Regions from separate parts of the Homo sapiens genome. Here all the other regions are linked to region 2. The links are chromatin loops, found by intact Hi-C in ENCODE. Cell type or tissue: heart left ventricle. All regions are shown on one strand. Region 1 has its middle 15 kb from the start of PAXIP1-AS2. Region 2 overlaps RBM33 (RNA binding motif protein 33). Region 3 has its middle 46 kb from the start of RBM33-DT.

Region 1 (8,000 bases), 850 kb after region 2:
TGGAGACTGGTTACTCGTCATCTGGCAGTGGGTTACTAGTTTGGAGACTGATTAATTACTAGTCATCTGAAGATTAGTTAATAGTCATCTGGAGACTGGCTACTAGCCGTCTGGAGACTGGTTACAAGTCATTCGGAGACTGGTTACTAGCCATCTGGAGACTGGTTAGTTATCAGTCATCTGGAGACTGGTTAGTAGTCATCTGGAGATTGGCTACTAGTCATGATCTGGTTACTGATCATCTGAAGATTGGTTACTAGCCATCTGGCAATTGGTTACAATCAGTTACTAGTCATCTGGAGACTGGTTACTAGTCATCTGAAGATTGGTTACTAGGCTTGTGGAGACTGGTTAGTGCACAGAAGCACTATCCAGAGGTTGAACCTCAGAAACACCAATTCACCATCAGACACAGAGGCCAGTCCAAGTGCGCTTCTCGTCCGATGCATGCACCTGGTTCCCGTTCCAGCCGTCACACCCCATTAGCCAAGGAGAGGAATGAGAGTAATAATAATTAAATAGTAATGATGGGAAACAGTGCACAGTTAGGACAGGTGCTTGCACTGTGCTTGCCCATGCCCGATCCTGAGCTAAGTCCTGTGCATATACACACCCACTTTATCCTCAGAATGCCAACAGAAGACAGGTGCTGTCACTTCCTCCCTTCCACAGCAGAGGAGGGCAGAGCACAGAGGTTTCAGTAGCATGACCAGGGTCTACCCCAGGCACAGGCTCCAACATCGCGCCCTTAGCCACTGTGAGTTATGGCAGGTGGTGCTGGGTCTCCTTTTACTTGGGCCTGTGGACAGAGCAGGGGGCTCAGGTGACACTTCCCACCCACCGGCCTTCTCTCTCTGCCGGCGACATGCAGGGCCCCGAGCCGGGACTCTCCTGGGGCGCCCAGGACAGCTTTCCTCTTACGTAGGCGTCCCCTGTTCTTGCTGGGCATTCCCCGCCTGCCCCTGCCTGCCCCCCACTCGGCCCATCTGTTCCCAGGCCCTGATCCCAGCCTCCAAGCCAGTCTTGCCAGCACACACGGACAGGAAATGATGGCACTTTTAAAGATGCAACGCTTTTGTTTTGGAGTCACCTATTGAGCCAAGACACGGGGACCTGGGCAACACGTGGTTTTGTGGATTGGTGCTGGGAAGGGGTGGCCTGGGAAAGCTAAGGATGGAGGAGAGGAAAAGGGAAGCTGCAGGCTGCTGTGAGGGGTACCCCTGGTCAAATGGCACTTTGGGGATGAGGAGACTTGGGATCCACTTGTAACCCCAGCCGCACACTGCGGGGGATCTCTGGGGACACTTCTGTCACTTGTATTTTATTGCACTAAGAGCCTAGAAGTTTGATCTAAGAATGGCAGAGTCAGCAGCCGGCACTGTGGAGCCCTGATTTGTGGTAAAAATACTGAAATATGGAAATCCTCCCACACGAGTTTGTAGTAGCGCTGCATGAGCCCCTCTCTTGGGTGTCCCCGCCCACTAATATCACCTCATCATCCGGCACCAGGGGAGCCAAATACCTGACATGGGGGAGCTTGGAGGGGGCTGTTCCAGCCCAATGTGGGCAGCCCCAGCGGGTTGTGCCCCGAAGCTGTTAGTGCTCTGAACATCACCTCTACTCTGAGGTAGGGTACTGTCGGGTGTGCTGGGCTGCAGGTGTCCTGGGCTGAGGGCATATGGTGTCAGGTGTGCTAGGCTGAGGTTGTGTGGGAGTCAGGTGTCCTGAGCTGCAGGTGTCCTGGGCTGAGGTTGCAGGAGTGTCAGGTGTGCTGGGCTAGGTTGTGGACATCAGGTGTCCTGGGCTAGGTTGTGTGGGTGTCAGGTGTGCTGGGCTGCAGGTGTCCTGGGCTGAGGTTGTGCAGTGTCAGGCATCCTGGCACCGCCTCTCCACCCAGGGCTGGGCCTGCTTCTGGAACCCCCTTGGGTTCTCTGGGGCTTTGGTGCTCACCACCCTGGTCTAGAAATGGAATGCCGGCACGGGTTTCAGAACAAGGGCTCTGAAGCCACATGACCCTAGGTTTGAATGGTAAATGTACTTTTAATGTGATCTTGAGAATTTTTCTTCAACCTCTGTAGCTCTGTTTTCTTACCTCTAATAGGCCTATGGCAAGGATTAGATGAAATTAGCACAAAGCGGGATCTTCCAAATCCTCCTCCTGGTCTTAAGGTACCTAGGGACTGGTTAAAAGTAGGTTCTTGGACACCCCTAAGACCTGCTAAGTCAGACCCCCGGGTGTGGGGGGCAGTGCAGCCAGCCAGGCCCGGGAAGCCCGGGCCGCGTGTCTCCCCAGCGTTCTCCAGCTCTCAGCAGCACCCGCACTGCAGCTGGGCTCCCTGCGCCTGGAGCCCCGGGTGCTACCCCCGACCACCACCGTGTGGTGCTGGCGCTGGGTGACTCACACTCTGCCAGCTGTGCCCCAAGCAAAGCCTCCGCGATGGTTGCGGGCTGAATCAATTGTGTCCTCCAGATTCATAAGCTGCCGGTCGAACTCCCAGGACCTCAGAATGTGGCTTTATGTGGAGCTGGGGTCTCTACGGCGGCCAGTAAGGTATAATGAGGTCATGTGGGTGGGCCCTGATCCAGCAGGACTGGTGTCCTTCCAAGAAGAGAAGATGAGGATACAGCCGTGCACGCGGGGACAGTCAGGTGAGGGCACGGGGAGAAGACGGCAGCTCAGCTGAGGAGAGAGGCCCCAGGCAGAAGCAGCCCTGCCCACACCCAGATCTCGGGCTGTGGCCGCCAGGACTGGGAAACGCAGACGCCCGCTGCTGAGCCCACTGGCCCGCGGTGCTGTGTTGCTGCTGCCGAGCTGACGAGGATGTGAGATCCTCCCTGGCTTTGCCTGCGGCCGCCCGCGAAGCCCATTTACCCGCCTCGTCTTGCTGGTCCCCAGGCCCCCCGGGGGGACGGGTTCCCCTTTGGCTTCTTGCAGTGGCTGCAGCCCTGGAAGCTGCTGGGAGGAGACGGCTGGGGCTGGGCAGGGCTCGGAGCTGACTTCGTGTCACCTGAGCGAGCTGCACAAAAGTCACAAATGCCACCCTTTCTACGTGTGCTGATGGGTCACTCCGCAATTCCTAGGCATTGATTTTGTGTCTGGGAAGGTCACCGTGGCCCACACGGACAAAAGCTGCTGCTCTCCTGGGTCCCGCTGGAACCAAAGGCCCCAGAGAACCCGTGGGGCTTCCAGAGGCAGGCCCGGCCCCGGCTGGAGGGGCGATGAGCAGGGCACCCGATGCCTGCGCCGTGGTGGGAATGCGGGGAGCACGGCCCCCGGAGGGTCCGCCATCCCCCGCGGCGCACCGGAGCCTGACCCCGGCTCTCCCTACACCTGCAGCCTGCACGCGACTCTCTCCGAGCTGATTTCTGCGGCTCCCGCTGCCCTCGGCTGGCTCACTAGTTCCTTCGAAGCCTGTGCGCTTCGGACCCCGCTCCATCTCTCCTCTAAAGAGGAAGCCAAGAGTGGGTCCGCAGTCCCTCTCGGCGCCACGTTAGCCCGGGAAGTGTTTTCACCTCCCGGGGCTCCTCATGGTACCTTTGCAACTCGCAGTCCCAGAGCGTGCAATCTTCCTCCAGGTACCAGGGCCCGGCCCAGCCGGGAGGCCTCAGAGACCTGCCAGAGCTGGGCCTTTGCTGCCATCTGCTGGCGGCTCTCAGATGACAGGTTGAAGGCCTGAGGAGTGGCCTCCCAGGGCCAGTCCAGTTCAAGTTCAGCAGGGGGCAAGGCCTGAACTCTGCACTCCTGAGCAGCTCCGGGGGAGGCCCAGGTGCTGGCCACGCGGCAGTTCCGCTGCGCTCTGTTCTCAGACGCGGAGGCCGATCTAAGAGTTTCCGCTGCTTGGGAACCTGTGGCCACATCGCCTGGTCTGGGTTTCACAGGTTTGGGGTCTTGGGGACCCTCTGGCCAACCATCTCATTTCCCATTGGCTGAAGCCCAAGAGGTTCCAGCGACCTGTCCAGGGTCACAGAGCTGGTTCTTGAATAATTGGGAAGAGATACACCCCTTCCACTGCCCAGAAATGTTTTCCAAAGACTGTTCAAGAAACGTGAGTTGGCGGACAGAGAGCAATGCCGGGTGGGGAGAGGCCGCTGCAGGGCTGAGAGAAGGGGCCACATGAGCGGGGAGGAGAGTCTCAGGGATGAACGGGGCTCAGAGCCCACCCAAGGACGCCAGCTGCCCCTGTCTCCGTCCTGCTGCACAGAGGTCGTTTTCGCAGCTGTAGAAATTGGTCACATTTCTGTTTGTGCCAAAAACCAATTTGTACCAGTCGACAAATTGAAAAGCATGTGCTTTCAATTGTCCTTGGCACTTGAAAAAACTAACTTTCCCGTGATTCAGACCCACTTCCCTGCTGATTTTATATTTCCGATGTCGAGTTCACGTCAGCTGTTCCTAAATAGGAGGGAAGCTGTACAAAAACGTCTCTGCTGTCAAAGACAACACGGTCGTATTGGAGACACAATTTTGGAAGGATTTTTCTTGGCAAACCCACTTTCCTCCAGCTTGGGGATTTAACATTTTTTTTCTTCTACCATCTGCTCCCTTGAGGCTTGGAAAGGCCTCAGCTCAAAAGCTCAGACCCGAGGGTGCTGATGAACCGCACCTGGCCTACGGAGGGGGATGCCAGCACTTCTCAGTGTCAGCTTCACTCTTTATGGTCATTGCTCCACGTTCTTTTTTTTTTTTTTTTTTTTTGAGATGGAGTTTTGCTCTGTCGCCCAGGCTAGAGTGCAATGGCACGATCTCGGCTCACTGCAACCTCCGCCTCCCAGGTTCAAGCAATTCTCCCACTTCTGCCTCCCGAGTAACTGGGATTACAGGCACCTGCAACCACGCCCAGCTAATTTTTTATATTTTTAGTAGAGATGGGGTGTCATCATGTTGGCCAGGCTGGTCTCAAACTCTTGACCTCAGTTGATCCATCTGCCTCAGCCTCCCAAAGTGCTGGGATTACAGGTGTGAGCACCGTGCCCAGCCTGCTCCACATTCTTGTAGTGTGCAAGGTGGAGTCGTTAGCCAGAGATCTATACTCAGGAAACGGGTGAGTGACTGGTTGCTGGTGAATCTAGCAACTTGATGTCACATGGCAGGTCATTTATCTGTGGTCATCGTGCTCTGGTGGACAGCTGGTTAGGGACAATACAGGGTAGAACAGAGAGGCAGCCCACCGTCCACTCCTTTCTGTGTGAGACTCACAGAAAGACACTGTTTCTGGGGTAACAAGATTTCAGTCTAGTTGGGGAAATGGAAACCACTCCAAGAGCAATTAGCAAGAAAAACAAATGTCATTACATGCTGAACATGAAGTGCTGAGCTGATGACACTGGAAGACATGGCCCGATGACAAGAACAAAACTTGACCCTGTGTTGCAGACAAAAGGTGCGGGGACCTGAAGCCTGTCTCTCTGGCCCTGCCCAGGCTGTCGGGAACAATCAGATTAACATCAGCTGCTGCTCAGATTCCATTATCTGATATCAAGCCGCTGTCCTGCTGGTCATTGAGCTGCAGTTAGCAATTTTCTAAAATTTAAAGTAAAGACCTTTGGTTGCCTATGTGACCCCTGGGCTGGGGTTTGAGGGAGAACTGGAGCCTCAAGGATGTGCTCAGGCCCACAGGGCCCTGCAGAAGGATCTCAGTTCTACAGCTCCTGAGGGCAGCTTTCTGGGCCAGGCCAAGGGAATCCATGGGGCCAATGAGGCTGTCCAGACAGGCGGTCTCCTGTGTGTTAGGGGAGGCAGGTGACTAGCATCTGGGATTGTATTAGTTACCTACTGCTGTGTAACATACAACCCCAATACTTAGAAGCTTAACACCACACTGATTATCTCCCAGTGTCTGAGGGCCAGGAATCTGGCTGAGGCTTGATTGCGTGGCTCTGGCCCAGGCTCTCTTGGGAGTTTGCAGTCAGGCTCTCAGCAGGGACTGCAGCCATCTCAGGGCTCTGCAAGACAGGCTGCTCAGGGGCCTCTGCTTGAGTGGCAGCTGGGTTTCCCCAGAGTTAGTGATGAGACAGAGAGAGACATTCAGGCAGACATAGACACACAGAGAGAGGAGAGACAGAGACTGGGAGAAAGAAAAGGAAAGGAGAGATGGAGAGAAAGAGAGGAGAGCGGGGAAAGACCAAGCACCAGCCTTAGAAGCCACAGTCTCTTATTACCTCCTCTTAGCTCAGCATTGACATGCGGTCACTGCTGGTCACACCAACCAGCCCTTGTGCATTGTGGAAGGGGCCTCCACAAGGGTGAGCACCAGGAGGGGGATCTCAGGGCACCAGCTTGGAGGCTGGACACCACAGGGATCTTGGGCCAAACTACAGGATAGGGCTGAAGTTCAGGACTGACTGTTACAAGGCCACCAGGTCATAGCCCCCCGTGCAGTCGCAAGCCAATGCACCAAGACAGCAGGGTTTGCAGCAGAGAAAGAGTTTAGTGGCGGCAGGGCTCCAGGTGAGGAGATGGGAGGAGACCCTCAAATCCATCTCCCTGGGGAGTTCTGGGCTGGGGTTGTTAAGGAGGGTGAGGTACTGGAAAACTGGGATGGTTGATTGGTCAGGGTGAGGAGGGTGAAGTCATCAGGAGGTGGAAACTGCATTCTCTGGTGGGGACTCAGCTTTTTATGGAGTCCTTCAGACCAGCTGGCATCAGTAGTTGCACTGGTACACAGGAATTGAAAGGATATCTCAGAGAAATGTAAACAAAACTTAACATTTCATAATGTTCAACTTGTCTATAGAGCAGTTCAAGGCATCTGTAATCTGTGCCAGGCTTTATGTGATTCTGGGGTGAGAGGCAGCAAACGGCAATGAGGAAGGGGTTGCAGAGCAGGCTGACCCAGTGATTCATGCTGAGTGTGCTGCAGCTTGGTCTATTTTCCTTTCTCTTCCTCCCCTCAGCCCTGATGAATTTTATAAAGTTCACAGGGACAGTTCCTGACTGGGTGGCTAATCCAGGGTCTAGCAGTCCGAGCTCTGCAGTGGGGCCTGGGCCAAAAGGAATGTGGGTGTGGGGATGCTGATGCCAGCATGAGCTCCTCCTGGGCTGCAGGGATGGTGCACAGGCTGGAGATGGAGTCTGGCCTGTGTTGAGAAGGGGCAGAGACATTCTCTGACCACACTGCTAGACCTGGGTCCTGCTGTCTGCCTGTTGTGGGTGCCAAGCACTCGTCCATCTGGGCAAGTCCACAGGGACAGGGGTGGTTCTGTGCTGGCCCCTTGAGACAACAGGCAACAGTGGTGGGTGTGCACAGAGCCAGGAGACGTTGTGGCCCTGTGGCCTCTGAGGGGCACCCGCCCAGCAGGATGGATGGACAGATAGAGCCTCTCCCTGTGCCTCCGCCCCACTCTGGCCACACAGGGCTCTCTGGCATTCTGGGGTTGTGCTGGGGAGGCACTCCCTTTGGGCCATGAACTTGGGGTTCCTCTGCCTGGAGCCCCCTTCGCAGGCATCTGCACCACGCATTCCCCCACTCCCCAGGGCTTTGTGTAGACTCCAGTTTCTAAGCAGGGCTCCCATGCCACCTCCATGAGAACGATGCCTCCACCCCAGCCCAGCCCCTCCTCATGCTCTGCTCTCCCTCTGTGCGAGGCGCCCTCTCGGGCAATAGATTTCTCATATGTATTGTCGTTCTGTCCCCACTGGAATCCAGCTGTGCAGGGGCCCGGCTTCTGTGTGCTGGGTGCTGCCATACTGTGCTCAGTGCCCAGGGCTGGGCCGGGCACAGATGCTGGGGTGTGAACTGGTAGCGGCCTGGGAGGAGTCATGCAGGGTGGGCATGAAGAGGAGAGTTTGCCAACCAGGAATGAGACCTTCCCCAGCCTCCAGGGTGTGCCCCTCCCTCTCTCCTCCGTCCTCCCTGCTGTGGAAGGCTGTCTGGGAGGGCAGGTGACCCTGTCGCCTGTTTGCTTCACATCCGTCCTACTTCGTGTGGCAGATCTCCCTGCAGGAGTGGAAAGGGTGGCAGTGCTGTCTCTCAGGGCCGGGGAAAAGCATAGGAACCCGA
Region 2 (8,000 bases):
GGTGGAGGTTGCAGTGAATCATGATCACAGGATCATACCACTGCACTCCAGCCTGGGTGACAGAGCGAGACTCTGTCTCCCAAAAATAAAAAATAAAATAAAATAAGAAAAAAGAAAATATCATGCAGTTCTTTTGGGAAATAACATTTCTAGATATATGTGGTGACTTTATTTCCTTTGGGCAATTTCACAATGTGAAATGAGGGTATCAGGCTGCCAATCATACAATATTTGGTATCAGGTTTTACTTGTAATCTACGTAGCTTAAAAACCTCGATTTGATTGAGAAGCTATCCGTGAAGAAAGCATTAACTTCCAGTGAGATTCTTCAATCAGAGGAATGCCTTGGTTTTCAGTCACTCAACATAATGAACAAGCGTGCTGCCCTAAAATTTGCTTCCTGTCTACCCTCTCTCCTTACATTTTTGTACCTTCTTTCAGAAATAAACCCTGTTTTCTAGATACAAAATTGTAGAAATTGTCAATATTCAACCATTTTTGACCTACCAAAATGACAAGTATTCGTGATTTATTAGGAGCAGAGGAAAAGAAACTTTCCAGTGAAAGCTTAAAGACATGGTCGCCAGCTTCCACTGTGAAAATATACACGTCTACACACCTGAGCAACACGCTATCATAGAGTTAAAACTTTTCTTCACCCAGAACAAACCACAAGTTAGAATTTGTCTCAAGTCTACATACTGACCTATGTAAGGACCTCCTTCTTCACCCCCAGCCCCCACATAACGTACTGGCAGGGAGAGGGGAAAGCCTGGCACACCAGCTCTCACCCTGATTGGCTTTTCATTTTTCAGAGACATCTTCAGACAACTTCTGAGGAAATCTCACTGGGCTACTAAATAAGTAGCAAATGCAAGTTAAAAGAATACACTTCAGCTGGCAGCTTCACACATGTGTACCCAGCAATCCCATCCAGAACCGTAAGATCGAATCAACAACCATGCCACCTGGCAGCGAAAAGCTTCCATGTTGTTCAGAACCCGCCTCTTTTCCCCATGAAAAGTTCTTCCTCTTTTGAGGAAGAGTCTGTGCATGTGTGTACATGTCTGTGCATGGCTGTGGTTGTGTGTGTGCATGCATGTATAAAGATAACTAAAATGTTACAGGATTACAACTGATTCTGCAATCCTAAACACCAAGCTCTTTTTCTCCCTCTGGCCAACAATTCTAGCACCTTAAGGAATCACTTAAAGGAAAAAAAAAAAAAAAAAAAGGTATCAGCTGCTTTTAAACACAAGTCAAACTGCTTAAAATAGGCCCAATTTATAAATCATGAGAGATGTAAATTCTTGAGCCCCACCCTAGAGCAGAGTCTGACACTAGAGCGGGTGGGGGAGGCACTCCCTGGCAGGAAGGGCCGAGAGCCCCTGCAGAGCCTCAGTGAGCCTGCTAAGCATTTCTGTATGGAACGGTGTGCAGGACTGGCCCATGGGGCTCCCCTCTACACACAGGTCATTGTGTGACCAACCTCCTGTTGGAAATAGGGCGCCTGAAGCCTGCACACGATTCCAGCGGTGGGCTGAGTGGTAAAGAAAGGTTCACAACAGTGCTCTGGGCAACTCCAGCCCGCACCGAGTTTTCTGCCCCATTTCAAGTTTTCATCTATTATCATAACATGCTGGGTCTTCCTGGACACCAATTCTGGCACTTCCCCTGAATTTCAACGTTTGGGCTCTCCTGCACATCCCGGGCGCGTTGCTCCTTTTGCTCTGGTTTAATTTTAAAACGTCTCCTGACCTCTCCTTTTCCCTTTTCACTCCTGGTTGTCCCATCTTCCCTGTCTTACGCATGCTTCTCCTCTAAAGCACAGACAAGCTCTGTGTTCTCACACAGGTCTCTTCAATCCTCCTCCTCCTTTTGGAATGATTAACAACCGTGTTCTCAGAACCCTGTGGGAGAGCCTCCAGTTAACTAGCTTTTCCGTTGTGGCTTCCCATCATGTGCCCACACACATCTGTTCTTTAAGCCTGTGACGTGGGCTTTTCTGGAATCCGTGTCTGACACTGCTTAGTGTTTTCTTTCTCAATTGTCCAAACTTCAAAACAACTCAGCTGCTCACTCAAGATTCCAACATTTTCTACTTCACCAACCAGGCCTTCCTGCAGTCAGAACCAGACGTAAAGGGGCTGTCTTCTCGGTGATCCACTTTATCTTAGAAGCAGAAGCAGAATCAGTCAGTCAGACGCCGAGATGATCCCACCTTCCACCGAGTTCACAGGGCCTCCATGGTGGGCTGAGATCCGCTCTGCAAAGGGCAGATTCTTCTCTGAGCGGTACTCTCTACATTTCCATGCCTACCCCCAAATCAGCAGCGTCAGGGAGAGGCTTCTGCACTGCATCTCCGAGGGCTCTCCTCAGCAGCCTCTGGGGGACGGCAGCCCCCCTGGCCTTGGGAGCAAAGCTGACTCGGGAGAAGTCGGTCACTAGGGCCCAGCCAGGGAGGCTGTGCGCCCACTCCCCTTCTTCCCGCTGCTTTAATGTGCTTTCCCGCAAGAAACACAGATGACGGTTTCTTGCTTCTTTCAGTTCCTTCCAGATGACACCCAGGAAGAACGAAAGAGTTCCTATGTGGTTTATGAGTAGACAGAAAAAAAAAATATCTAGTCTTCGAAGAATCAAGTTCTTGTCAAGTTACAATTTCTGAAACATGGTTACAGTTCGAAACTTTTTGGAAGACCATCTTCTGGTTATGACATTTCTACGAAATCTTCTCATTCTTCCTCACTGAGTCTATAGATAAATGTCTTTGAAATGGACTTTCTGGAGAGGCTTATTAATGTAGTTTAAGGAAGTAAAACACTAATCTGAGAACAAAACTGGCTACCACATCACTGCTACACTGAGAAAAGTTCTCAAATTCCATGGGTTTAAAAAGTATAGTTAACATGCAGTGACAGCCGGGTGCGGTGGCTCACACCTGTAATCCCAGCACTTTGGGAGGCTGAGGCGGGCGGATCACGAGGTCAGGAGATCAAGACCATCCTGGCTAACACAGTGAAACCTCGTCTCTACTAAAAATACAAAAAATTAGCCAGGCGTGGCACGCGTCTGTAGTCCCAGCTACTCGCGAGGCTGAGGCAGGAGAATCGCTTGAACCCGGGAGGCGGAGGTTGCGGTGAGCCCAGATCGCACCACTGCATTCCAGCCTGGGCGACAGAGCGAGACTCCGTCTCCAAAAACAAAAACAAAAAATAACATGCAGTTACTAGAATCTTCTAAAATTAAAAGGCCCAAAGGAATGAATATAGGTCCTCCTGGTGTAGACACCACCTGGCATTACACCAGTGAACACTAGGTGGTGCCATATCCCAAAGAGACAGAGACTCGACACTATTCCAAAACATTTAGGATAAAAAATATTTGTGGCTCACGCCTGTAATCCCAGCACTCGAAGGAAATGGAAGCAAATGGAAGGAAAAAGAGACCATTTAAGAGGTCTATACAAACCCACGGTACAAAATGCAAAATTCAATTTAAAAGACAAGACAGAAATTAGCTGGTTTGGCAATGACTCCAAGCATATTCTCACAATGTAGGCTCTGAGCCTCACTCAATGCTGTGAGAAGCAAACAGTACTTGCTGTTCAGGTATGGATCTTGACAACTCGATCACACTCAAAAATATTCAAGAAAATGATCAAGACTACACAGGATGAAGCAAAGTCCACAAAAGTAGCAGGTGACATATGAAAACAACAGTGCAACCCTTCTGCCCACAGGGAAGTGCAGATCGCCCCAAAGACAGGAGGACCAGCAGGACACTGGGCCACACACGTGAGGCCTCGCCAAGCGCACCCATCTGTGGCTCACAACAGACTAGGCTCAGGGTTTTTTCATCTGGACTCACTGCTACACAGTTACTGGACCAGAATTCTCCATCACCATTTATTTTGAGAATCTCAGATTAGGATAACCACATTTTAATCCATCTAAAATGCTCTAGTGTCTACCGTGTTCCTGCAAATTAATCCAGATTATGATCAATTGTTTTGAAATATCCTTAAACATACACTGTACGCTTCTAATAGCTGATGAAGTATTCCTAACTGCACCACTAGGGAGCCCGCTCTATCACAAACAGAAGCCAAGGCTTTGGGTTAACTTTCCATTACTACACACCAATAAAAATGAAACCTATCTCCCCAGGAAGCCAGTAATGAAGATGGCAGCAATTAAACCCAAGTAACATGTATGTTTCTGGAAGAGTTTTCATCTATTCATTTTTAGGAACTGTCAACAGCAGATGGAGATCTAAAACATGTACATTAATTACCCGTATCAACCCTAGTGTTAACATGTTTCCAAATCCACCCATGAAGCTAGAGGCTGTAAGAGATTCTTGAAAGAAAGCACTTTGGACTCCTCAGAACTCTGACATGTACTCTGTGCATCCAAAAATGTCTTATTTCCAAAGTGCTCTGCCCCCAGACACACCAGATCCCACCACGGGACGCACGGTGCGTGGCAATGGCAACAATGGGCACCACAGGTGGCACCTGACGGGGAGGCCAGAAATCGGACTGAACAAGCAGGTAGCTTCTTCGCTGGGTCAGCCTACAGAGACCAGGAGTTTCCGTGGAAAACCCTGTTTCCAGTGGACCTGGAACTGTGTTCCTTTTCATGCATCTCATTTGCAGCCAGCTCAGCAGGCATGTTTCAGCATTAGAGTTAGCCAGCTTTAAATTAAGAGATGAAGATACAATCCAAGATACTGTCATATTTGTAAAATCTAAACCAAGTCACAGCTATTTAGCACATGAAGCTATTTCTGGAAAGCAAGGAAAAGAAGGCTAAATACTTTAAAATGTAATGTTATTACAAATAAAACAAGTCATTTGATAGAACAAAAAATTTTGTATGTATGTGTGCAAGTGTGAACCTTCTATGACAATTAAAAGGATCTCAAAGGATAATCTGTTCAGCTGGGGTATTTATTTCTTAAAATTTATAACTAAGAATCTGAAAATTTCAAAATAAACGTTTGAGGCAAATGTTCTGATACTAAGTATGCACAACAGGTTATTTGTCTTACTTCCCAAGTATTATTTTAATATGAAGTAGCCAACACAAAGGGCACTGTGTTTTAAATCAAGAAATGATTTTGTCTTGGGACACAACTACCCGTGGCACAGATGCCACCCCCAGGCGGCTACCTGAATGGGTCCCACTGACATCAGCAGGCTCTTCAGCTGGGCATCCGTGGTGGACGAGGACAGCCCCTCCACAGACACCACGCAGGGCTGGGGCTTGCACTCCACCACCCGCAGGTTCTGCTTGTTTGGCATCAGGCGCCCCCGGCCCATGGGACCGGCCACTCCTCTGCCTCGTCCGTGCATGATGGCCTGGTGACAACAAAGGAAATACATTCAGAGTTTCAAGCCTGAGCTTCTTCGATAGTCACTAAGATATAAAAGTGAACAAATAACTTAGAATCCATTAAAATATACCATGAGCTACAGGATTTTCTGTAGTTTTCTATCCACTATCAGAGAATGTTTTAATAGCTAAATGAGACAACTATATCCAGCAAGTTTAAGTGTAGGCGGAGGAAGAGGAGGGAGCTGACGAAGCCTGCACCTCTCCAGGGGCCACACGCTTGTGCTCGGTGGGCACTCTGTGTCATCATCATTCTGTGTAGATCAGGCACCCGTCAGGGCTGAGAAACTTGCTGCAAATGACAGTTCAGAATTTGGATCCTGTCCTGAGAGTCCCAGAGCCCCCATTTCTCCTAGTGTAGTATAGGCTGGTTTAAGCAGGACCTGCTGTGCACAGTGCTAAGTCCACCTTACAGTCACAACAAGCCACAGCATCATGTACCTGACTCCGCTGGCAGAGACTACATTTGCTACCCTGAAACCCTCCCAGGCAGATTCTGCAACCAGAAATTCAGCCGTGGCTGCACATTTCCATCGTCTGCAAGCTTTTCAAAAGAAACAAAACACAATTGTGACTGAGGACCCAGGCACTCCCCAAGTATGATTCTGCTGGTCTAAGGCGGGCCTAAGCATTATTATTTTTAAAAGCTGCCAAGGGTTCAAAACTACTGCTCAAGGAACTTTTAAAGAAGAGGAAACTGCTGAACTTTCCCACACTTTCTCCAGATTAGAAAGTCAGAGAGAACATATGTGCCCAATGTAGCCTAGGACAGCGGTGAAGCGCAGAAGGCAGGGTGGTGATGGACGGCACTAGGTTTCCAGATGGCCTACCCGAATCCTGTTGGGGAGTTCGGGCAGAATGCAAAAGTGGCCTCCCAGTCCATCACAGAGAAAGGCAGAAAGTTAGGTGGAAACTGGAATAGAACCTCAGGACTTGAGTGTGCACGCACACAAAAGGAAACGAAGAGAAAACCTCCACATTTCTTAGTACTCTGAAGAAGGCAGCAAAACTATGCCTGTGAATTAAGTTTTAAAACAGTTGCAAGGGGTTATTTCAAGAGAAACCACACTGGAAAATGCACATGAGAAGTTGCAAGTTACAGTTACCCTGGCTGGAAATCAGTAGTAACTAACTAGTCTTCTGTTCTAACTAGAGTAAGTTATGATATTAACAATAATATCTCTAACAAATGCCTACTTATATACACCAGGCACCAGGTTTTTTTAAATGCATCTTCTTATAAGATGCTCAGAATTGCTTAAGTAAGATAGGAAACATCATGACCCTCAGTCACAGGAGCATTTACATTTAAGTTGAAGAAACTCAAGTGTGCTGTGCGTGTGCGCGTTATGGAGGGTGTTTCTAAGGCCTTTCTCATCATATATTCAGGGATGGCACCTGAAGGAAGAAAATTCAGACCACAGCGATCTTTAAAGAAATCCATCACTTTAACACTGGCGTTATCACTGAATCTGTCTACACATCTGTTTTCTAGTACAAAATGGAATTTTGTTTGCTCTCATATCATGAAGTGTTTATGAGATAAGACGAAGTAACTTAAGTACTTCAAAAGGAGCCAGAATAGTCTTAATAGTGACACTACTTCTAAAGTGACGAGATGACGAGGGAGAATGAGCGGGCAGACTTGCCGTTCTCCAGAGCGCAAAGCAGGGCTGCGCCCAGGTCTCCCTCTGCATAGCTCCACCCAACAGGTGCTACTGGCTTCTGCACCAAGAGGGCACTTCACTCTCAAGACTCTGGGGAGCCAGAAAGATGCCTCACTAGAAGCTGAGGGGAAGGGCGCTCTGTCACTTGCGTACGTGACAGGATGTGCTCCCAGTGCACAGACGGCCACTCCAACAGAAAGGGGGATGGGGAGCACCCTTGCTTCCTGCCTCACAGCCTGAGCTCAGAGAAGCTCCTTCCAATCCCCAGGGTTAAGGGAAGGATTAAGCAGCTGGGAACTGTGGCCTAGAGCAAGTTACTTCATTTCTAAAGACCTCAGTTTCCCCTGTCTCAACTGGGGCCATGAGCATGCACTTGATTTCACATTTGTAAAATTTCTGGTGAGTCAGTGAACACAGGAAGGAAAGCATGCTGACACGCAGCAGCAGGCGCTGTCCCGAGAGCACAGCAGATGCTGCTGGGTCGACAGTTCAGAGCGGCAGGAAGCAATCGCACTCCTGGCTGGCTGCGGGTGCTCTTCTGGGTTTGCTCTGTGAAATAAGTCAGGAGAGGAAAAGGCTTTGGTGAAAATGTTAACGCGTTTTCAAAGCCAGAACAAAGGAAATGATGGTTCACTTATGAATGTGAGTACTACTGTGTGCCATGCGCTACAAATTAGAGCACGTCTGAACACTGCCTCACACCGGCCTTCGCGTTTCCAGGGCTGCGTGCGAGGCAACAAGCAGTACCTTCTTCGCCGGGTGAATTCCTTGGATGCTTTTGATCCCTGGAGGGACAGGCGAGTGTGCGTGGGGCCCCGCTGGCAGATGTGGGGGCTGCTGGAGGCCCCCCCTGGTCAGCGTCACCTTGCGGGCAGGCTGTGGTCCCACTTCCGGAGGCTGGGGAAGCCGCTGGGGCTGGCCTTCTGGGTGAAAAAAG
Region 3 (8,000 bases), 170 kb after region 2:
CAGTGCGGTCAGGAGAGCCGCCGGCTACCACTGGCTGCCGGAAGCCCGTGGCCTCAGCGAGCCACAGCCGGTAATGAGGCTCTGAAGCGTTGTGCGGCCGGGCTCACCGGGTTGTGTTTTCCTGTGAAGCGTCGTGCGGCCGGGCTCACCGGGTTGTGTTTTTCACATCATCGGTCACTCTACTTCTTTGTGAGGGATCGAATTTTTAGAGGGTCTCGACCAGCAAATTGATAAATGAAACGTGCTGTATAGAACAGCATGAAAACTAGCGGAAAACACTGCGCCCAGCTCAAGTGTTTTCTCATGAAACTTTGTTCCCTATGTGTATAGCATGCGTGTTCCATGTCACCAGGCGAAGTGTGAAAGTCCTTGGAAGTCACAGTTTGAAGAAAAAGAAGGCGACTGTGCTAGAGTTGCTTGGAAGTTTGTTGGGAGAGCGATTGGTACTTCAGCTCATCATTAATGGCATAGTAAAAAGGGAAACCCAGAGTTTAGGGAAGCAGAGGCTTTCTGAGAATGCAAAATTGAGCAGCATTTTTTAAAAAATGCAATTCCTTTCAATCTTTTCACAGAGCTCTGTATATTCTGTTGTCTGTACACAGAAAGGGCCATTGCTTGTACCGAATCACTTCAGATGGAAAGTAATTTCCAATATTGCTGTCATTCTACTCCCCGGCTCCTTCCTGGGACGCTGGGGATAAAGGAGAAGGAGAATTCCTTTTCTTCCTTAGGGCAGCAACAAAGCCTTAAAAAGATCCTCAAATAACAAGTTAAAGGCATGCTTTTCTTCTCCATGTGGGAGACCTGAAATGAAAATTAATGGAACAGAGGTATGTGTTAAAAGTAAGTTTTAAATCTGATTGACTGGAACCTCTGCTTGGGCTACTGAATGAAATTAATTAGTGACCTAATTGGCCTTGTTTCCAAAAATCCACACCTAGATTCAGACAACAGCCCTGCGTTGCTGAAGCACGAGAATCACTTGAACCTGAGAGGCAAATTTTGCAGTGAGCCGAGATCGTGCCACTTCACTCCAGCCTGGGTGACAGAGGGAGACTCGGTCTCAAAAGAAAGAAAGAAATAAGAAATAAGAAAGAAACCTTTGCATATGGCTTTCGTGTGGACCTAAGTTTTCATTTTTCTTGGGTGAATAGGAGCAGTGAAATTTGTGGGTAGTAAGGAAGCTTATGTTTACCTATAAAAAGACGCCAGTCGGTTTCCAAGGTGCCTGTGCCGTTTTGCACTTGCACCAGCAGAACGTGGCAGAAGCTGCTCTAAATCCCTGTCAGTACTTGGTATTGCCAGGTTTAAAAAATAATTTAGCCCGGGCGCGGTGGCTCACATCTGTAATCCCAGCACTTTGGGAGGCCAAGGCGGGCGGATTGCGTGATCTCAGGAGTTCGAGACCAGCCTGGGCAACAAGGTGAAACCCTGTCTCTACTAAAATCCAAAAAAAACCCTGGCATGGCGACATGTGCCTGTAGTCCCAGCTACTCGGGAGGCTGAGGCAGAAGAACTGCTTGAACACAGGAGGCGGAGATTGCCGTGAGCCGAGATCGTGCCACTGCATTCCAGCCTGGGCAACAGAGTGAGACTCCAAAAAAAAAAAAAAAAGCCATTTTAAGAGATGGGTTGTAGTATTTCATTATGGCTCAATTTGCTTTTCCCAAATGGTGACTGGGGTATTGAGCTCTTCCAGGAGCGCCATTGCCCTCCATATAATATACCCTCTTTGGTGACATGTCTGTTTGAACCTTCTGCCCATTTTTTAAATTGGTTTTTCTTATGATCAAGTTTTGACGATTCTTTTTATAAAGTGAATACAAGTCCTTATCAGTTCTGTGCTTTGCAAATTATTTCCTTCCAGTCCCTGGCTTGTCTGTTCATATTCCTAAGTGTCTTTCAAAAAAGCAGAAGTTTTAAATTCCGATGAAGTCCAGTTTTTCAATTTCTTGTGTGGGTTGTATTTTTAGTGTCCTGAGTAATCTTTGTCTAACCCAAGGTTGCCAAGACTTTCTTCTATGTTTCCTTCAAGAAGTTTTATGATTTTACGTTTTACATTTAAGTATGAATGATCTATTTTGAGTTAATTTTTATTATGGATCACAGTTCAAATTTTGATTAAAATTATTATTTTCTGATATAAAATGTAATGTAGGCTCATTGTAGAAAACATAAAATGGAGAAAGTAATAAAATTACCCAGAGCCCAGCCATAAGTGAGAACCTCTTTCAGTTTATCTCCCTCTTTTATGTACAGTGTATGTTTCACATAGTTCAGACCACACTGTACATAGAATTTGTATCTCCCTTTTATCCACTTAATACTTTATTAGAAATACTTGCTCATACACTGTCAGTAAATTGGTTTTTTAAATGAAGTCTCTTTTAATGGTTTTCTTCCTCCTAAAACAAGTTTGTTGCATAAAACTTAAAAACATAGATGAGCAAAAGAATAGCATGAAATATCATTAATCCTACTATGTAGAGACAGCTTGCCTATATCCTTTCAGATGCTTAGCTCTGAAAGTATGTATGGGCATTATTTTATTGACTAAACATAAGCAGTCATATAAATACTTTATAATTGAGTTACTATTCTGTTGCAATATTTAGAATGTGTCCTGTGTTTTACTGTTACACGTACTGTTGGAGTGAAAAATCTTGACTCCATATTTTGGATTTTAGATTTTTTTCTTGGGTTAGAGTCCCAAGACGGTTGCTAATAAGTCAAAGACTATGAATATTTTTAAAGCTCCTGAGTCTCTGGCTCCAATTCCCTCCAGAAAGTTTGGATCAATTTATTTTCTCTCATGTAGGACTCATTATTAATACATTTTGATGTGCAATAATTTGATAGTGAATCATGACATCTCGGTGGGTTTTTTTTTTTTTTGGATTTGATTGCTATTGAGGTTAAACATTTTTTCCAATGTTTACTATCCTTTGTGATGACCTATTTTGCGATTTCTCTGCTTTTCCTTTTACTTATAAGTGAGCATCTCTATCGGGGCACACTCAGGCATATTCACCTTTAGAGAGAAAACATCAGAAAGTCCTGGCAGTTTGACATTACCACTTAGTATAACGTGCGGAAGAGACAAGGAAAATGTATTTCCATCAATCTTGGCGTTGTTGGCTTCTTGATTTTCTGAAAAATAAGAAAGACAAAGTAGATTTTTTGACCTTTGAATTCTTCAATTACCATGCCAAGCTTTCAAGACAATTAAGCCATAAATATTCTTTATATAGGATCTTAGCTTTCTTAATCCCTGATTGAGACCTTGCGCTGCAGGAGCGTGGTGGTGCAAAAGCATTGTCTCAGAGGATGCAGACGTGTTAATAAAAGGTGGGTTGTCAAATGTGTTTAGAAAGAAAATAACGAAGAGAGAACATCATTTGCCTTTCTTAGGTGTCCTGACGATATCACGGTGGGCATTGAACGCTCCTTGAGCTCCCGCTTGGTTTCTGCTCTTTCTGAGCCTTGGTGCTGCCATCTGCTGGCCGTCCTCGGCACTGCGTGTGAACGGCTCCTGAGAAAGGACCAGTTTTAGAATATGGGGCTGAAATGATGACTGAGGGTTTAAGCCTGTTTTATATTTCTGGAGAATATGTAATATGAGCATATGTTGTTAAATATGGCCTGTTAATTCACTCAAAATTGAACAAATGCTCCGGAACAATCCAGATTTGCAGTTTGATGCTCCCATATTGGCTCTGCAACAACTTTGATGGTGGTGGAGCTGGTGATGGTGATGGTGGTGATGATGATAAGGAAAAGCTAGAGATCTTGTTGACGTTATATAAAAGGTCCTTGAACAGCAGAGTTGGTATAGGATTTTAGAGAATGCTTGAGTAACTGGAACTCCTTCGGGAAGCCATCGCATTGAAGGTTGCAGACTTTCTTTGTTTCGTCTGTTCAAAGGGAAATCAGGGGCAGGGGATAGGAAATTCAAACCAGGCTGGGTAGGTATATTCTGCTTTAGAAAAATCAGATTTTCAAAACTCGAATTCATAAGGTGAATAACTTAAAAGTAGCACTTGATTAATTGCATTACAAAGGAATTCTTCTGTTTGGGAAAATATGCTTCCTATTTCTTTCAAATATCTTTTATTCACTTAAAATAATTGGGTTAACACATTGTTCATAACATCATTCATTTTGGGGGGTGCAGAAACACCAGTATCTTAAACCTACTTTGAAATGCAAGATCTTATCAATCTTTATTATTCTTAGATGCAAATTTTGCATGGGTTAAATGGTGAAAGTAAAAGGAGACGCATCTGCAAGTCAGTTTCAAACTGAAATATGAATCATCAAATACCTTTTAGTATTTGATGAAAGATGCACATTTTTCTTTTCCTTTCTAGTCAGAAGATTTTCTTTCACAATCAATTTCCTGCTGGGAAAGCATGAGGACTGATCTATGGGAGCAGAACAAGCCCATTTAGGCCACTTCAAAAATGCAGTACACTTGGCAAGGCCAGTCTGAGACCCAGTTAATGATTCACAGTTTAGAAAGATATGCCTGCTTGTAGATCCAAGTTCTCAACTTAGTAGTTTATTTAGTCTAAGTTTGTGTTCTCATTAGGAGCTCTCAGTCCATCAAATGGCTATTAGGAAAGAAAACAAAATCAAAATGAGCTTTGGGAACCAAACCTCAACGTAGGCCTGGGCTGTCACTCTCCACCCCACATTGCCATGTTTACGTGTTTTTAATGAGTGAGGAGCCCTTCTCATAGGGGCCAACCCCAGACAGCTTGGATGGGACACGGAGACACAGGATGTTCAGCACAGACACCCCCCAGCTGCTCAGTGCTGAGGAGGCATTCATGAGCTTGCTGCTGTGGTTCGGAAGAACTCCAAAGCTAGACACCCTGTTGGTAGATGCTTGTGTGATGTGTCCAGTTGGGTGAGGCTTGGGACTAAGGTGATCCAGGTGGCCTTTAAGAGATTTGCAGTTGAGGAATATTTTTGGCCGATGAGTAAGTCTCAGGAATCCTGCCTGCTTTGGGCAGCAAAAAGAACATTCCTCACCTTCCAGGTCAGGCAGATGGCTCATGCCTGTAATCCCAGCACTTTGGGAGGCCAAGGCGGGAGGCCAATCATGAGGTCAGGAGATGGAGACCATCCTGGCTAAAACGGTGAAACCCCGTCTCTACTAAAAATACAACATATTAGCTGGGCGTGGTGACATGTGCCTGTAGTCCCAGCTACTTGGGAGGCTGAGGTGGGAGAATCACTTGAACCTGGGAGGCAGAGGTTGCAGTGAGCCGAGATCGCGCCACTGCACTCCAGCCTGGGTGACAGAGCGAGACTCCGTCTAAAAAAACCAAAACCAAACCAAAACAAAACGTTCCCCACCTTCTGGAGATGAGGCATCAACACTGCAAACAGAAGGGAAAACTGTGGCAACTTCAGAAGGCATCATTTTAGGAATTTGAAGGTAAATGAATATGCACATATTTCTAGATGCAAAATGTGTCTGGATAATTTTAGAACCGTTTTGCATCTCCATTGCTTTTTGAAGCTCCCACAGGTACAAAATGCAGCCGTTTTCCTAAACACCTGCTTAGTTTCTTGATCTAGTTAGATGAAAGAGCAGAACTATGAAAAATTACTCCGACAAGCATTCCTTTCATCTTCAGGCAGTAAACCATCTTTAAAATCTGATGAAAATGCTTTGAAACAAATAAAATAGCTGGATGTGGGATTCCCTGGAGAGAGACTAGGCATTTTCCCATGTTCCTCAGTTGCAAAACCAGATGTTTTGGAGTCAGAAAACTGTGGTTTTAAAATGTAAAGCCTAAATTCTTGACTTCTCTGCCCTCCTGTGACCATCATTTTAATGTGTGCAATTTATTTTTGATAATTAATCGTTTCTTTGCTCCCCCTCCTAGGTTCTGTGGTTTTTGGGGTCCAGGTACAGGTTGCTCTGGGGCTCCCAGGCATCTCTGCAATCAAGGAAATTGGTGCCAATTGTGAGTGTCCGGGTGGAGCGGGACAGGGACCAGGTGAAAGGGAGGGAGGCCTGGGGATGCTGATACAGGAGCTAGAAAGAAATTAATTTAGGTAGATAGTGAGGGTAAAGGAGTCCTCGGCAAGGTTTCCCTTTTAAAAAGAAGCAGTCCCCAAATCATTGCTTTTCTAACAAAGAGAAGCCTGAAAAATCGAGCTGCAAACACAGATAAGCAAGCTGGAAGTTTGCATGGGTGAATGCCGGCAGCTGGGCCAACAGAAAAGGGCTACCTGAGGGCTGGGCATGTTCAGCATGGAGGCGCCATCTTCCCTTTCCTTTGTCATCACTTGTACAGTAACGAGGCCGGCAACATGGCGCCAGCCAGGTAGAGAACCCACCTGCATAATAAAAGATTAGGGTGGCAGACCAGGTGCAGTGGCTCATGCCTGTAATCCCAGCACTTTGGGAGACCGAGGAAGTTGGTTCATGAGGTCAGGGAGTTCGAGACCAGCCTGGCCAACATGGTGAAAACCCATCTCTACTAAAAGTGCAAAAATTAGTCAGGCGTGGTGGTGGCACCTGTAATCCCAGCTACTTGGGAGGCTGAGGAAGGAGAATCGCTTGACCCTGGGAGGCGGAGGCTGCAGTGAGCTGAGATGGCACCCACTGTACTCCAGCCTGGGTGACAGAGTGAGATTGTCTCAAAAAAATAAAATAAAATAAAAAATAAGACTGGGGTGGCCAGCTTCTTCATGAACTATGCAAATGGCACACCTAGTCCTAACCAGTTCTTTGCGTGCTATGCACATGGCACACCTGATGCGACCAAGCTTTTGTGCTTTATGTACATCAGACAGTGCTGCCTCGAGCTCATTTATAAAACCTCGTGCACTTCACCTCAGACCAGAAGGCCCACTTGGGACCCTCTGTCTCTTCAGGAGAGTGCTTTTCTCTTTCTTTCGCCTCTTAAACTTTCGCTCTTAACCTCACTCCTTGTGTGTGCATGTCCTTGATTTCCTTGGCATGAGGCAATGAACCTCAGATACTACCCCAGACGGACAACACTGCTTTCATGTCTCAGTTTGTTTGAGTTGCTGGAAGAATGTATCAGGCTGGGTGGCTGATAAACAACAGGCATTTATTGAGGCTGCAAGTCTGAGGCCAGGGTGCCAGCACAGTGTGGCCAGGTTCTGGGGAGGGCCCTATTCCAAGTTGCAGAGGGTCATCTTTCTGCTCTGACCTCAGTGGTGGAAAGGCTCCGAGGGTTCCACCCTCATGATCTCATCACCTCCCAAAGGCCCCACCTCCAAATACTTTCATCTTGGGGGTTAGGGTTTCAACATAGGAAATCTGTAGTTACAACATTCAGTCAGGTAAAGGGAACTGGGAGTGGATGGAAACAACACCCTCTCCCTCCGGTGGGGGCGTATCCACTGTTCTCCATGCCTTCCTCCTTCCCCTCCTGCCTCTGTGTGATTTCCCTTCCCTTTCAGCCATCCCAGATGTTAATTTAAACCTGATCTCTCCCATTTAGTTTAGTCTTTGAGCACGCTATTCTCCACCTGTTTGCTGGATTACAGCTTTTGTGGGGGAGAGGGATTCATGGTGAAACGTAAAGGGAAGTGGTCTCCATTTTAATCTAAACAGTTGTGGGCACTGTGGCCTGACTGTGGAACAACAAAGGTGAGGGCACTAGCTGAAGAAGGAGTGGACATCCTAAGCCTGGCACAATAAGGATGTCTTGGGTTGAGGGTCTCAACCTGGCTCACAGCAGAGTCTCCTGGGAGCTTTGAAAATGCTTGTGCAGGGGCCCAGCCCTGGGGTGCTCCTGCAGTTGGTCTGGGTGCAGCTGACCTGGGTGCAGCTGGTCTGGGTGTAGCTGGTCTGGGTGCAGCAGCTGATCTGGGCACAGTTGGTCTGGGTACAGCAGCTGGTCTGGGTGCTGCTGGCCTGGGCACTGCTGGTCTGGGTATAGCAGCTGGTATGGATACAGCAGCTGATCTAGGTGCAGCAGCTGGTCTGGGCACTGCTGGTCTGGGTG

What was found. Peaks named below come from ENCODE experiments on the same cell type or tissue, not always from the same donor. Only the 100,000 strongest peaks of a DNase experiment are listed, where the experiment ranks them.
Region 1: a loop joins it to region 2, with 4 times the contacts of the local background. A loop is called at or near these places in 32 of 110 quality-filtered maps.
Region 3: a loop joins it to region 2, with 12 times the contacts of the local background. A loop is called at or near these places in 90 of 110 quality-filtered maps.

What each region holds. Positions count from the first base shown.
Region 1 is chr7:154,909,536-154,917,535 of GRCh38, reverse strand. No RefSeq gene overlaps it. Among named protein-coding and RNA genes, the nearest start is that of PAXIP1-AS2, 15 kb to the left of the region's middle. RefSeq lists an enhancer at 3,449-3,538. In heart left ventricle, CTCF peaks have their summits at 3,438 and 3,639 (motif pointing left); a DNase peak (open chromatin) is centred at 3,615; H3K4me3 peaks cover 653 bases; H3K27me3 peaks cover 3,532 bases.
Region 2 is chr7:155,763,829-155,771,828 of GRCh38, reverse strand. RBM33 (RNA binding motif protein 33) reads right to left here. Exons shown (of 18, transcript NM_053043.3): 15 at 7,811-8,000; 16 at 5,174-5,362. Among named protein-coding and RNA genes, the nearest start is that of SHH, 45 kb to the left of the region's middle. RefSeq lists a silencer at 3,214-3,407 and an enhancer at 7,771-7,930. In heart left ventricle, CTCF peaks have their summits at 3,107 and 3,306 (motif pointing right); a DNase peak (open chromatin) is centred at 7,529; H3K27ac peaks cover 1,298 bases.
Region 3 is chr7:155,594,420-155,602,419 of GRCh38, reverse strand. No RefSeq gene overlaps it. Among named protein-coding and RNA genes, the nearest start is that of RBM33-DT, 46 kb to the left of the region's middle. RefSeq lists a silencer at 3,311-3,605 and an enhancer at 7,384-8,000. In heart left ventricle, CTCF peaks have their summits at 3,303 and 3,506 (motif pointing left); a DNase peak (open chromatin) is centred at 3,489; H3K27me3 peaks cover 2,233 bases.